Regions from separate parts of the Homo sapiens genome. Here region 2 is linked to region 1. Evidence: chromatin contacts called from ENCODE Hi-C data. All regions are on one chromosome and are shown on one strand. Each heading gives the region's core, a stretch centred on a gene start or an enhancer-like site at or near the end of the contact. The rest is flanking DNA. Distances are from core to core; before and after follow the strand shown. Region 1 holds the start of LINC02967 (long intergenic non-protein coding RNA 2967). Region 2 overlaps APMAP (adipocyte plasma membrane associated protein).

Region 1 (7,724 bases), core at 3,235-5,734:
TCTCGAGCCTTTGCTTTCAGCTCCATCAGCTCCTTTAAGGACTTCTCTGCATTGGTTATTCTAGATATCCATTCGTCTATTTTTTTTCAAAGTTTTTAACTTCTTTGCCATTGGTTTGAATTTCCTCCTGTAGGTCAGAGTAGTTTGATCGTCTGAAGCCTTCTTCTCTCATCTCGTCAAAGTCATTCTCCATCCAGCTTTGTTCCATTGCTGGTGAGGAGCTGTGTTCCTTTGGAGGAGGAGAGGCGCTCTGCTTTTTAGAGTTTCCAGTTTTTCTGCTCTGTTTTTTCCCCATCTTTGTGGTTTTATCTACTTTTGTCTTTGATGATGGTGATGTACAGATGGGTTTTTGGTGTGGATGTCCTTTCTGTTTGTTAGTTTTCCTTCTAACAGACAGGACCCTCAGCTGCAGGTCTGCTAGAGTTTGCTAGAGTTCCACTCCAGACCCTGTTTGCCTGGGTATCAGCAGCGGTGGCTGCAGAACAGTGGTGGCTGTAGAACAGCGGATATTGGTGAACTGCAAATGCTGCTGCCTGATCGTTCCTCTGGAAGTTTTGTCTCAGAGGAGTACCCGGCCGTGTGAGGTGTCAGTCTGCCCCTACTGGGGGGTGCTTCCCAGTTAGGCTGCTTGGGGGTCGGGGGTCAGGGACCCACTTGAGGAGGCAGTCTGCCCGTTCTCATATCTCCAGCTTCATGCTGGGAGAACCACTGCTCTCTTCAAAGCTGTCAGACAGGGACATTTAAGTCTGCAGAGATTACTGCTGTCTTTTTGTATGTCTGTGCCCTGCCCCCCAGAGGTGGAGCCTACAGAGGCAGGAAGGCCTCCTTGAGCTGTGTTGGGCTCCACCCAGTTCGAGCTTCCCAGCTGCTTTGTTTACCTAATCAAGCCTGGGCAATGGCAAGCGCCCCTCCCCCAGCCTTGCTACCACCTTGCAGTTTGATCTCAGACTGCTGTGCTAGCAATCAGTGAGACTCCGCAGGCATAGGACCCTCCGAGCCATGTGCGGGATATAATCTCCTGGTGTGCCATTTTTTTAAGCCTGTTGGAAAAGTGCAGTATTAGGGTGGGAGTGACCCGATTTTCCAGGTGCCGTCTGTCACCCCTTTCTCTGACTAGGAAAGGGAACTCCCTGACCCCTTGCACTTCCCGAGTGAGGCAGTGCCTCACCTTGCTTTGGCTCTCGCAGAGTGTGCTGCACCCACTGTCCTGCTCCCACTGTCTGGCACTCCCTAGTGAGATGAACCCGGTACCTCAGATGGAAATGCAGAAATCACCCATCTTCTGCATCGCTCACGCTGGGAGCTGTAGACTGGAGCTGTTTCTCAAGGCTGAGTTTCTTTCCCAGGGCTCCCCTTCCCTTGCCTCTTTGGGGGTACCCCTCTGATTGCTGCAGCTAACAAACAGGTCGGTGTTTCGCCGGGCCTGACGTTCATTCTCTTTGCAATTTTCCTTACAGCTTACTGCATCCCTGTTTACAAACACCTGGTTAGCTACTTCTAATAACTGTGATGTATTCATCCTTGCAAACCCATCCTGTTTCTGCAGTTTTCTTCTAATGTCTTCAGTGCTTTGACTAACTAAAGCCATGTTAATCATGCACTGATTTTCAGGGCTATCAGGATCAAAGGGAGTATGCATACGATAGGCCTCACACAATCTCTCGTAGAATTGTGCTGGACTTTCTTCTTTTCCCTGAATGACCTCAGAGACCTTGTTAACATTTGTGGCCTTCTGGGATCCCCTCTTTAATCCTTCCAAGAGAGCTTCCCTGTATCAGTTTAGCCTTTGCATATCCTCTCTTTCATTTGGGTCCCACTGGGGTTCGGTTCCTGGTAACTGGGTCCTTACATACTCTTGGGGATTTTGGTAATCAGCCAGTGCACGTTCCTCTAGCCACTTAGTTGCTGCTTGGAGCACTCTCCACCTTACATCTGTGTTAAAGAGGAACATGAGCAGCTGGTGGCAATCAGCCCAAGTGGGGTTATGGGTCTGGATAATAGTTTGGAGCAAATCAGTTAGAGCTTGTGGCTTTTCAGTATAGGACGGGGTATTGTTTTTCCAGTTGAGAAGGTCGGCAGAGGTGAAGGGCTGGTATGCAAAAACATGCCTCTCCACAACATGACCATCCTCATCTATCCCAGTATACTGCTGCTCTCTCAGGAGCATTTGTATCCCAGTTTTGGGTCTTAAATGAGCTGCCAAGGGAGGAGTTTCTCCGGAGGCTTCAACTCCTCTCTTGTTTACTCTGGGTGGCCTAAGGATATGTTTGTTTTGTGGAGGTGCAAGCACTGTGGGCTCAAGAGTGGGGAGCCTCTTTCTCTGGTAAGGGGAGGGCACCACTGGGATCACTGGTGCCATCTCCTGCAATGGATCTTCTGATGTTGGGTTGAACAGAACTTCGGGAGTTGATTTCCCTTGGCAGGTGGAGCGGGATCCTTCCTTGGCTATCTGTCCCTTTGCTACTAGCACTGCTGCTGCCTGCCCTTTTAGCCACTGTGGGGGGTCTAGCACCAGCTGTAACCAAGTGTCTATGTACGGGAACTGGTCTGAGTGTCCTGACTTACCAGTTACCATGTGCCATACCTTAGAAACAAGGGATCTGTCCAGGCTTCCTTCTGATGGCCAACCTACTTCTAATGTTGGCCAATCTATTTCACACAAAGTTCTAAGTTTCTCTGATGTCATAGTAACCCCATAGTGTCCATTAAATCCCTTCTTAAAATTTTTCAACATAGTTCCTAGTGGAGTGAGCTTACTTTGTGTCTGACCCATGTTTCCTCGAGACAAAACACCAAGCTCATACCACGCACACCACAGAACAAAGAACGGGTTAAAAGGGCACAAACACACTTTTTCAGTTTACACCAAACAGAATCAAAACCAAAATCAGAGCATCCAGAAATCCAAGCCAGGTCAAAACCAAAACCAAAGTATCAAGCAATTCAAGTCAAGTCAAAAACAAAAACCAAAATGCCAGTACAGGCACACCATGGGTGATCAGGCCACGCTTCCACTCAAATGGAGTGGGGCAAGTTCCAAAGACCAGTCTTACCAAGTTTCAGATGTCCAGACTTAAAGTGCCAGTTCCTTCCTGGTGTTCAGCCACTGCGTTGATCCTCCATGGGGGCCTGCCATACACTGCTCTGATGAGGCGTTCCACAGGGGCAAGTGCCTACCCGGGAACGCTCTCAGGATCCACGTCGCTCGAGCTGGCCGGAGTCCCCCGCAGGGATGCTCCACAGGGCAGGCCTAAGCTGCCTAAGGGGCTGACTCGACCATCCAGTAATCACCTCGCTTCCCGGTCAGGGAACCAAGAAATGTAGCAGGATGAGCCGCAGACAAAACTCCTCAGACCCGGATTAAAGAAGGAAGAGAAGGAAGAGGTTTTTATTCGGCTGGTAGCATCGGCAGACTCAAGTCTTAAGAGCTGAGCTCCCCGAAAAAGAAATTCCTAGCCCTTTTAAGGGCTTACAACTCTAAGGGGTCCACGTGAAAGGGTCATGATAGATCAAGTAAGTGTGAGGAACGTGACTAGGGGCTACATACATCAGCTAACAGAACAAAAAGTTTTGCAGTGCTTTCTCATACAATGTCTGGAATTTACAGATAACACCAGTAGTTTTGGTCAGGGGTTAATATTATTATTATTGTTTTAACCACCAGGGCCAGGTGGCGGCGCCAAGGTCGTCTAGCTATTTATCTTACTTCTGTTTCTTTCCAACTTTTTGCTTTCTCCCTTTTCTACTGTCTTATAAACTAGGGAAAAGGGGAGGTGGGGAAGCTGGGAAGGACAACAGGAGAAGTGGTGGTCTCATTCCATAAGAACACTTAAGATCCTATGTAGCAATGTTCAAGCAGGTGTACACTGTCACTAACTAGAGTCACCACGTTGTACAACAGATCTCTTGAACCAGCTGTGTCTTCATTGAATCCTATCATTTTACAGACAAGGAAACGGGCATGCAGAGAGCAAGAAGTTGCCAGAAGTTACGCAAGGCTGGGGATCAGGCCCCGGCAGCATGGTCCTGGCTCCTGGGTCCTCAAGGCTGTCCGCCTTGTGGGCAAGGACCACTCAGGCCCCTGCTGGGCCCAGGCCTGGGATTGAGTGACCCGTGAACTCTGCCTGCAGACGCCAACTTGCCAGTGGGGTGGGGGTGGCCTCTGGCTGTGGCCTGCGTGTGCCAGGAGACAGAAGGGCATCGCTGATCCAGGAGTGTGCACAAAGTGTGCAGGGCAGGAGTGAGGTGGTCTCAGGAGTCTCATGTGTGCATGAGAGAGACTTTTTCTGTGCAAAAACAATGTATGAAAGAAACACAAAACCTCCTGGGGCAGATTTCCAGAGAAAGAGAGGAGTCAGGGGGAGGTGGCGTTCACTACCTTTCTGTTCTGTTTGCACTCGACTTCTAAAAGTCAGTGGTGGTTTTCTTGCTGCTGGGCTGGAAGATCTTTTTCGGTCTGTGTTTCTCCATGAAGAATGCAATTCAATTTCTCCAGACTGTTGCGAGCCGAAGGAGAGCGTCGGCCACAGGGTGGCGCTGTGATCCCAGCCATGAGCACGGCCCGGCCTGAGCGCATTTTCCAGCTTTCCGTAGGCCCCGGCTGGCTTCCCTCTTCAGCTGTGAGACCTTGGCAGCGCCCCCGCCCCCCTCCCCTGTGCCGGGACCTGCCCCAGTCCCTAGCCTGCTCCGCAGCGGCGGTGGGGACCTCAGTCGCCCTGAGCCCTTTCCGGGAAAATGCAATTTGGGGCATGAGACAGGGCCTCTAAACCGCAAGGCCTTCTGCGATTTCAGTTATGAGTCCGTGGGGAAAATCCTGCAAATAAATCTCCCAGGCTTGGCAGGCCCCTCACCCACCCACCGGGCCTCTGGCGTGGAGAATCTCGGCGTTTGGGGGTTGGAGGGTTCCACTTAACTTAGCTGCACGGGTCACTGCAAAGCTTAGTCCTGGAGCCACCATCCCTTCCATCATTCTCAGACCTTCTGAGGCCAGGGATCGGGACCACGTGGTGGGGGCCTGTGGCCACCAGGTCTGGGATGCTAGCTGGGGGATCCGAGGGTGGGGCCTGGCATCATGGAAGGCTCTTCCTTCACATATCTGGAGTGGCGCTGGCTGCTGGCTGGATCTCGGTGGGCTGGGGTGGGAACGCCTCCACGTGGCCTGCCTGGTGGCCACCTGGGCTTCCTCACAGCCTGGTGGCCGGGCTCTGAGCATGAGAGTTCCCTGGAGCAGCAAGTGGAAGTCATCCTTTTTTATGACTTAGCCTCGAAAGTCACCTAGTATCACTTTTGCCAGAATTGCAGACCCGCTCAGATTCAAGAGATGGGAAACCAAGCAGACCCCACCTCTTGGTGGGACAGTGTCAGGTCCTATCACCAGAAAGCAGATGGGAGGGACGTACTGGTGTGGCACCTTTGGAACGTCATCTGCTCAAGTGTGTCCAGAGAGAATTAAAGTCTAAGCCTCCCAGGAGGGCTCTCGGTTCTTCGGAGAAATGCCATTTCCAGCCTCTCTAGCCCTCACCATTCCCCACTTGCTGGCCACTGGCAACTCTCACCCCTGATACTGACCCAGCCACAGAGCTGCTGCTCACCTGTGTCAGCTGCAGCTCCTCCATGCTGAAAAACAAAGCCAACCAAAACTGGAGAACCCAACTGGAATGGTTTTAAACAGTAAAGGGATTTCTGAAACTCCTACCTGGAGAATCTAGCAGTAAGTGAGCTTCATGAACCTGCGCAGGGGCCGCCTGCTTCCCGCAATGCTGGGCACAGCTGGGGCAGTGGAGACTGTGGTCCTGCAGTGCCCGGTGCAGGAGGGGCCGGCCCATTCCAGCTCATGCAGCGATTCTTCTTGGCCCACTTTGGTTCAGTTGCTTTAGAGGTGGGCAGGGATGGAAGGTGGCTCAGTCAGCGTCTTGTGAAAGACTTATGTTCTATCATTGTGGGAGAAAAGTATCTACCCCTCTCTCTGTCCCACTTTCCCTCCCATGGATATGTATGAAGCTGTGTGTAGCCCCTAAGCTGCTGACAGCCTTTTTGGTACACAGGGGCAGCCAGGCTCAGGAGAAGCTGGAAGGGGGAGAATTGTAGAGACTCAGTCATGACAAACCCCTAGATCGAGCCCACCCTGAAACTCACTTACCACTAGATTTTCCAGGTAGGAGTTCCCATAAATCCCCTTACTGTTTAAGATGATTCCAGTTGAGTTTTCCGGTTTTGCTTTCAGCATGGAGGGACTGTAACTGACACAGATGAGAAGCAGCTCTGTGGCTGGGTCAGTATCAGGGGTGCAAGTTGCCAGTGGCCAGATCATCAGGAACGGGGGAGGGTTGGAGAGCCTGGAAATGATATTTACTGGAAGAACTGAGAGCCTTTCCCAGGTGATGGAAGACAGGATTGAAGGTTAGAGCTGATGACAGGGGTTATGCATGGTCAGTTCTGAGCAGGCAAAGGTGGGGTTGGTCCTTGGAGGCAGATGAACCTGCCTTGCTGTGCCCAGCACTGTGGTGTTCACCCAGGGATGACTTTCAGGTCTTGTGTGGCTTCCCTGCTACCTACAGTGGCCAGTAGAAAGACTAAGTTTGAATTTCAGATAAACAACACAAAAATATTTAGCATAAATATGTCCTATATATTGCATAGGATGCGCTTATACTAAAAATCATTCATGATCTGAAATTCAAATTTAACTGAGCATCCTGTGTCTTTATCTGTGAAATCTGTCAGCCTACCTTTCGGTAGCCTGGAGAACTTTATAGAAGGTTGAAGTGGCTGGCTCTTTATGTGGGCTTCTGTCTTGTGGAGTTGGGGAGCTCACAGCTTGGAGCCCTGGGGGGCCAGCCTGACCACCATGGCCAGCCTGTGGGTTCGGGCTTGGTCACCAGCAAGGGAAGCACCTGGTATCGGCAGGACAGCACTCCTATTGCCCTTTGCGCCTTGGCCCCTCATGGCTTGCACGCACGAAGCGCTCTCAGGGGCCCTGATGTCACACTCAGCAGTGTGGGGTCTGCATTCTGGCCCTGGCCAGTGGGCTCATTGGAGAGTTTATCAGGGCTGGCTGCTGGCATTAAGCTCCTACTGGGGGTTTTGAAGGCTGCAGTGGTTTCTCCCTTGAACTCCAGGTGGGAGTCGGGAGATAGCAGATCTGTCTGCAGAGCTCTCGGTGCCTGCCTAAGTGTTGACTGAGGCCCAGGCTGGATCCAAAAGGCTCACCCCTGGAGGGGAGGACAGACATCGCTTAGACAGGGATGAACCTGTCTGCAGAATCTGCAGGGAGCTGGGGATGGAGTTGCTCACTTGACCTGAGGCTGCTTGGTGGACTCGGTGCACCACTCAGGCCCCACAGCAGGACTCAGATGCTCACCCCCCAGCTGCCTCTCTGGAGTTGCCCTTGGCAGAAAAGAGCCACTTACCACAAAGTCACGCCCTTTGTAAGGGCTGCTGTGGCTCATGGCAGGACATCTGTGCAGGCCCATCGCAGCCCGGGTTCCCACCACCCGCGTCTCCCAGGCTCCTGCTCAGAGCGCCTTCTCCTTTGACCACTGGGTGCTCACATGTAACAAGTGGGACACACAGTCTCCGTAGAAGGGGTATTTAAGTTGGATTGTGATGCTGGTGTAAGAGTTTTCTTGGAAGGGAAAGAGGGGTGAAAGCAGAGGGACAGCGTGAGCAGAGGTGTGGCCTGTGGCATGGGGTGCTCCTTGTTAGGGCACTGAGGCAGCTCACTG
Region 2 (7,724 bases), core at 3,235-5,734, 62 kb before region 1:
TTCTACCTTAGGAACTCATGATTTTGTTTAAGTTAATATTAATGCCAAGCATTTAGTAAATTTGAGTTCAATTCATGTAAGCAAGTAATGATCCTATGAGGTTTATTTAGTAGCAAGAGGCCAAATGCTTTCACTTGTTTGCCAGATGAGAGATACTGTATGTGAAGATTGGTTCAGAGATATTTAAGGCACTACTGGTCATTTGTCCAAAAACTTCACCCAGGATTCCCAGGGAAGCTTTCATATCTTCCCAAGGGTTCAGGAGTGATGACTTTGAATTGTAATTTTATAGATCCTGTGTGGATAACTGTCAGTATCTGCCAGACTTCTTCTATTAGGTTGAAGATCTGGGATTTCCTTTTAAATTCTTAGAAGTAGGTTGGGAAAAGTGATTGGGGAATTGGATCCTCAGGAAGTTGTTCTGCTTCCATTTCCTTCATGACTTTAGCTGTCTCTTCTATCTGTGAGAATCTTAGGGCTGCATAGTACTGAGTGTTGCTGCTTTGAATCCATACACCGGGAATGCGTAGCTTTTGAGAATTACCCACCTTTTCTGTGGATGAGTGTGTATCATTTATGTCATTAGAACTCTTTTTCCCCATTACATTTTGTGTTCATCAGTTCTTTGAGTTTGCCTTCTTTAAAACCCTCCTGGAGGATTCAAGATCTGGAAAGTAACTGATCCAACGTATCCCACACAGGGGAAGCTGGAAGATTAAAAAAAAAGAACAACAACAAAAGTGTGTTTGCCAATCCTAGCAAATAGTGCTAGAGTTTAATCACAAGCCAGAGGTCGGCCAGCTTGCAGTGGGGAAACTGGATGAGCGTCCCTGCTCCTGCCGGGAGGGCTTTCGGACCAGCCAACCTTGTCACTGTCTGAGACTCAGCTGATTGCCTTTGTATCTTTTATTTCTGGCAGCTCCTTTAGCGGCAGAGTTTTCCGAGTGACCTTCTTGATGCTGGCTGTTTCTCTCACCGTTCCCCTGCTTGGAGCCATGATGCTGCTGGAATCTCCTATAGATCCACAGCCTCTCAGGTAGGCTGCCCCGCAGTCCTCAGGAGGGGTTGCTTGACAAAATGTAATAGGCTGAAATAATTTCCAAGGAAAGGAGGGTGATTAAATCAATCTGATCTGAAAGGTAAGTTAGGAGAAATAGAGTTTTGTGATTTCTTTAGTACCTGGGTTTTTATGCTGAATTAGATGTTACTCAGGAAATATGCATGGTATTTTCCCTGTCATTGTTTTAAAAAAACTGCATCAACCAAAAACAAAAATTCAAAATTAGAGAAGCTTAATAATCATTAGACAGTCAACTATAATTCATTTCAGGTAGCAAAAACACACACAAATGGAGCTTCAGTTACCTCATTTAAATTTTGTAAGTAACTGATTTTCTACAAAACCCATAATTAGTGTTCTTTTTTTCCTAAGTTACCTTTCACCGATAGAGATCTATGAGTAATGCAGTCCATTATAATTTGAAAAAACTATTGTATATGTAAAGCCCCCTGAAATAGATTCATGTTTATAATTATAGTGGGATAGAGCCAGGCTCTCATCAGTGTGACGATCTATGACTTCCATGTTGACATAGTTGCAGGAGGGTTGTGCAGTCTGGTTCAGTAATTTCCTGGTTCCCCTTGCAACTGCTGATGGGGTGAAGCCATCTGAAGCTTATTTTAAATGAGTTAGTCCAGGTAAGGCTTTAAAAACTTCAGACAAGAATTATACCTAGTTAAAGAGTGAATATAACATACTAGCTGAATAATGTAGTGTTTTATCCATAAAAATTAAGGCTTTATATTGGATCCGATTCACTAAGAATGTAGAGGACACGGTTCTGACCTTAGATTGACATGTGTAGCTGAGTGAACTTTTTGTTGTTGGATTTAGAATAGTAAAGGCACAAGGTGCTGTAAACACACAATTTGCTCATGTAAGATTGAGAATGGGTGAAGGACTGGGGACTCTAGTCCGCTCCAAGAGTGTCAGCTCTGTAATTCCTGGTGTGCCAGTGGGTCTTCAGATGGATTTTTCTGCCTGAGCCAGGCCTGAGGACATCCTGTCTCCAAAGGAGGGGCGTCAGGGGTGGGTGGCGGGGGGGGGTCCCCTGATGTGTTGAGGGAGGGGCTTCTCTCTTTCTAACCCTTCTTTACAGAGCAGGATGGCTCATTCTAGCCAAAGGGAAACTGACCTGGGCCTTCTTAGATAGTCCAGTTGGCTAAGGTGGGGGAGTGAACTGTGTCCACAGCTGGGGATTAGAAGCTTGGGTTGGGGGGCTGGCCTTGGAAAAGGAGGCTGAGGTTGAGTTTTGAGTTGGAGAGAGAGGTTGGAGCCTCAGTGATTGAAGACCTTTGATCTCAGGAAAGATGATTTTATGTGTGGAAAGAGTGGTGAAGAAATGCATTGGGAAATGGGGTATGTGGCCCTGGCCAGACACTGAAAGGAAGCAGAGCCTACTGGGGATTGGAAGTTGTTTGTACAAAGTGAGTTCTATCTGTTGAGTAGAAAAGCCTGATGAGGAAGGAAAGGAAGAGAAGCAGTGGAACCGCTGCAGCCAACAGGGACCTCTCTCCTGGGCTCAGCTTTCGGAATGGCAGTGGAACCATCACAGCCAACAGGGACCTCTCTCCTGGGCTCAGCTTTCGGAATGGCAGTGGAACCATCACAGCCAACAGGGACCTCTCTCCTGGGCTCAGCTTTTGGAATGGCAGTGGAACTGTCACAGCCAACGGGTCTCTCTCTCTCTCCTGGGCTCAGCTTTCAGAATGGCAGTGGAACCATCACAGCCAACAGGGACCTCTCTCCTGGGCTCAGCTTATGGCATTGGAATCACAGCCAACAGGGGCCTCTCTCCTGGGCTCTGCTTTTGGCATGGCACACTCAAAAACAGGAAGATAGGCCCCAAAATGCAGAGCAGAAGCAGAAGCCTGGTACATGACAGAGCTTGGTGTGTCTCATGCAAGAACGTGGCCACAACACAGGCCATGCCCCATGCACGCCATCCCAGCGGGTGCTGACTCAGCTGCAGCCCTCTCAGCCCACAGTCACTCTGTGGAAGGACATGGTTTCTCTCCAGAAGGGAACAAAAAGTTTATTTTTCATAGAAGGATATGAATGTTTCTAGTCACTGAAAAAATATCAGTTAAAGTCAAATTTATGGTAAAAAAAAATAGAGCAGCATTTTGGAGAATGGATTTGGTTGCTATAATTTTAAAGACCAACAGAAAGAGTAATTCTACTGGGAGTTGAAAGTTGCAGTACTGTTAGAAGTACACATTTTACTATCGGGTGAAACTGTCAAACTGAGAGATATTAAAAAATAGCAACAACCTTTATGGGTGGTCTGGGACATCAAGAGCAAATAGAAGCACTGTATAAAACTCAGGCAGGGCCAACAGGAGACCCGCTGGGGAGGGAGAGAGCAGTGCCCCACACCCTGGCTTCCTGTGTTAGGGAGAGAGATGTGGGGGACCTCAGAGAGCTGGTTCTCAGAAGTGCTTAGGAAAACCTTTGTGCAGTCTGTGGGTCACAGTGGGTCACTTCTCTGCAGTTGAGTATTACTGCATTAGTGCAGGCTTTCTTCACTTGTGCCAGCCATCCGTGATCATACAGATGCCCTGTTACTCTGTTCACATCTCCCCACGTTGTCACAGGGATCTTGAAAACTACTCTGTACATGCTATAGGAATCAGGATGTCATATATGCTGTGTCTATGACAGCCCTCTAATCTTCCCAGAAAGAAGGGAAAGTGACTTTGCAGGGCAGGTTTTTGGCAAAGCCCTGCAGCCTTCCTGGTGATTTTGTTCTCAAGTACTGAAACCAGCTGTGTAATAGTCCAGACTGGAAGAGCGACCATCCTTCTCTTTGTCCCTCCATACTCCTGGTCTGCCTGTTCTCTGATTTTTTAGAGATTTCTAAGTGTGGTCTAAGCTCTCACGGGAGTGATGTAGTATCCTGGGTAGACTCCCAAACACCCGTCCATCAGCTGAGTGGCCGTTTCTGCCCCGTCTGCTGGCCTGATCCTCTTGACCATGGTGGCCCTGCGCTGCCTGGCGTGTAGAGGTGATGGAGGCCGAGCGAAGCTGGCAGCTCTGCTTGTCATCGTGGCATGGCCTCTTGACCATGGTGACCCCACACTGCCCGGTGTGTAGAAGTGACCGAGGCCGAGCGAAGCTGGTAGGTCTGCTTTTGTCATTGTGGCATGGCCTCTTGACCATGGTGACGCCACGCTGCCCAGTGTGTAGAGGTGACAGAGGCTGAGCGAAGCTGGTAGGTCTGCTTTTGTCATGGTAGCATGGCCTCTTGACTGTGGTGGCCCTGCACTGCCCGGCGCGTAGAGGTGACCGAGGCCAAGCGAAGCTGGTAGGTCTGCTTTTGTCATCGTGGCATAGCCTCTTGACCATGGTGGCCCCGCGCTGCCCAGCGTGTAGAGGTGACCGAGGCCGAGCATGGCCTCTTGACTATGGTGACCCCATGCTGCCCGGCGTGTTGAGGTGACCGAGGCCGAGCGAAGCTGGCAGCTCTGCTTGTCATCGTAGCATGGCACCAATTGCCCCAGGTGGGGTTTCCCTTCCTTCCTCTTTTGCTGTGAAGAGAGCTTTAAAGAAGCTCTTTTTGCTGTTGTCATAAACTTTTCCCCAACGCTTAGCTCCTTCCTGTTCTTGAATTCTCTGCCTTGCTGGAGGCAGGGGACAGGGGATAATCGGAAGATATTCCTCTCTACTTTGGTTTCCTCCAGCAGTGCTCGTTGGGAGCCTTCTGTGTGCCATGTTGGGTGCCAGATGCTGGGAATACAGTAGAGAAAAACACAGAAAGAAATCCCTGATCTCATGGAGCGTATGTTCTAGTGGGGACAAACAGACCATAAACATAACAGAAGCAGATCACACAGTGCATGAGAAGCTGGTGTGTGCTATGAGGAGCATGGAGTAGGGCAGGGGCCTGGGTTCGGGGGAGGTATCGGATATTTAGTTGGGTGGTCAGAGTGGGCCTCCTGGGTGGGGGATGGTTGCTGTTCCAAGTGGAGCAAAGAGCTGGTGTGAAGGCCCTGGATAGGGAGATGCTGGTGTGGTTAGGACCCAGCAGGGAGGGGCTGGTGTGAGGGATGCAGAAGGCACAAGGGAGAGAGGGGGCAAGAAGGTGCTGTGGCCAGGTTGCGGTGCTCAGAGGCTGCTGCCAGGACTTGGCTCTAGGTGAGAGGGGGCCATTGTGGGGCTCTGAATAGAGGAAGGTCATGATCCGGCATGGCTGCTGGATTGAGAATAGACTACAGGGGTCAAGGGAGGGAGCAGGGGCGAGGCGAGAGGATGGTGGCCCCAGCCAGGGTTGTAAGGAGGACATGGGGAGACGGGTTCAATGGTGTCTTTTCAAAGTGGCCTCAGCAGAACTTGATGGTGGGTTGGGAGGCGTGACATACTGGCATGTGGATGGGAAGGACGAGTAGAGGCAGGAGTTTCTGGAGCCGTGTCTGTGAGTAGAAGGGCTCCAGGGCCCAGCTCAGGCTCCTGCTTCAGGAAGAGCCTGGTGGGCCTCGAGAATATCAGCGGGAGGTGGCGTGCCCTGTGCTGGACCATGGGACGGTGGCTCCAGTCCCAGGAAGGTCTCCCCTTGCTCCTTCCATCTTCTCTGTGAAATACGAGGCCGGGTCATCAGGTGTGAAACGTGGGCACTGCCCCCCACCACCCTAGGTAGACTCCAGTGGCTGTAGGGCTGTGAGTCACAGGGGTGAGGAGGTCCAGCTGCCCTGAGGCATTGGATGGGGGTGGGGAGCTGGGGAGGCTGGAGGATGGGTGGGCACAGGCCTCAGGATGCTCTCAGGTGACAAGATTGCTGAAGGTCTTGCACTAGCACATTTATATTTTTATATTTCTTTTGTACCATGATGTTTTCTGATATCCTAGAACAGTTTTTTCTTAACCCTTGTATTTCTGGCAACTGAGGATGTTGTTAGAAAGTGCCATCTTTATCAAAGAACTGAGAGCAGGTGCTCGGTACACATTTTCTTCACATGTGTATTTATAGACAGATCTCTGGAATTGCATTATTTTGCAGCTTCAAAGAACCCCCGCTCTTGCTTGGTGTTCTGCATCCAAATACGAAGCTGCGACAGGCAGAAAGGCTGTTTGAAAATCAACTTGTTGGACCGGAGTCCATAGCACATATTGGGGGTAAGTCTAAGCTTGGGTGGGGGGGGAGCCTTCCAGGCTGTCTGTTGTCTGAGGGGGCGGGTTCTGTGGGAGCAGCTGCAGTGGCACGCTGCCCCTGGACTGGGGCCCTGCACATCCTTCTTAGCTGCGGACGTGGGACTTGGCCCTCAGACATCACATGGGAGGCCCTAGTGGCTCTTTCTGCTGGTCTCATCTGCCCAGTTTGCATGCCATTTTAGCACTGGGTGATTTTGAATTCATCTCTATGGAACACTTTGTTGTGCTCAAAGTGTTGTGAAAGGAAAAAGGCCAAATACAGATACTGATTTTTAGTTCATTTATCAAAGTTAAATAGCTATTTGACAGCACAGTATTTCTTAGTTCCATTTGCTTTGTATAGATTTCACTGTGATGAAGACAAATGGTTCTCAATATTTCCACTGTTTTTGTCTGACTGTTTGAAATCTCACCTTGATGGGTACACTTAAGGGTAACCATCTGCATCACACTTGCCCATGCCTCAGAACTAGAATTGGGTCTGGTTCTAATACTTGCATCTCTAGCAACCTTGAACAAGGCATTTTCTGTTTGTTAAAATGAGAATTAAGTTTAGTATTGGGAAGGCACAGATAGTCACAGATAGTTTAAAACTTAATCTGGTATGGGCTTGCTGAGCAGCTTCTTTGGAAGTGCCGCTTGTTATTCTGAAGCACACTGTTCTCCAGGCAGTGGGTGGCTGTGGATATGTGCACACAGGGTGCTTCTGTTGTGCTCTCAAGGCCGGTCAGTGGCCTCTCTTCTAGTGACGTTTGACCAGCTTCTCTTGCCTGGGCCCTGTTATTTGACACAGGCCCCAAGGACTGGTCCATTTCTGCAGTTGGTTTGTTTTCTTGGCTGTCAAAGTCAAAATTGTTTCAAGAAGAGTAAATATCATGATAGAACTTTGTATTTCTCTTAAAAAGACATTGGCATTTATTTGTGTAAATTTTAAAAGCTTTAGCTTTTTTTGGTGAAAAATCAAATCTTGCTCTTTAAAACTGAAACTTAACAGCAGTTGAAGTGCAAACCAATGATCTTACCTCCCAAAGAGAGCACTTTCCTGTCTTTTTCTTTTTCACTGGGTTACTTCTCATTGTACTTTGTCACCAGGTCCCAGCTTTTTCTCTTTCTTTGATGAGCTGGTGACATTTCTTGGCCAGGCACAGTGGGGTCCTCTCTGGTGGGTGTGAGCCGCAGGGACCTGCCACTGCTGTCTCTGCCACCTCATTTGGAAGCTGTCCTGGGGGCTGGCTGGCAGGTTGCTGACAGTGGAAGGAGGTACTAGCTCTGGGGAGTGCTGGGAGAGAGTAACCACCAACTATAGCAGGCTTTATTTTATTTGTTTTTAAGTAGACTTTATTTTTAAGAGCAGTTTTAGGTTCACAGCAAAATTGAGCAGAAGGTACAGAGATTTTCTGAAAAAGAGTTTTTATTACGATTGGGTGTTGCATTTCGTCAAATACTTTTTCTGCACACATGCCATGCACAGCCTCCCACATGATCAACATCCCCCACCACAAGGGTAAGTTTGTTA

What was found. A loop is a pair of places that touch in the nucleus more often than their neighbours do.
Region 2: a loop to region 1 is called in a map of adrenal gland, with 4 times the contacts of the local background. The contact joins the enhancer-like site here to the promoter of LINC02967 in region 1. A Hi-C loop is called at or near these places in 2 of 168 maps with a recorded cell type or tissue (HL-60/S4 and adrenal gland).

Annotation. Positions count from the first base shown.
Region 1 is chr20:24,915,324-24,923,047 of GRCh38, reverse strand. LINC02967 (long intergenic non-protein coding RNA 2967) reads right to left here and starts at 4,484. Exons shown (of 3, transcript XR_001754563.2): 1 at 3,054-4,484. RefSeq lists enhancers at 3,914-4,547, 4,814-4,883 and a silencer at 4,604-4,663.
Region 2 is chr20:24,977,215-24,984,938 of GRCh38, reverse strand. It overlaps APMAP (adipocyte plasma membrane associated protein), which reads left to right. Exons shown (of 9, transcript NM_020531.3): 2 at 920-1,036; 3 at 6,057-6,172. Among named protein-coding and RNA genes, the nearest start is that of APMAP, 12 kb to the left of the region's middle. RefSeq lists enhancers at 3,792-4,292, 5,054-5,554. Within about 2 kb of position 4,484, at least 8 of the 41 ENCODE cell types and tissues checked have a DNase peak (open chromatin) inside an H3K27ac peak, as active enhancers do.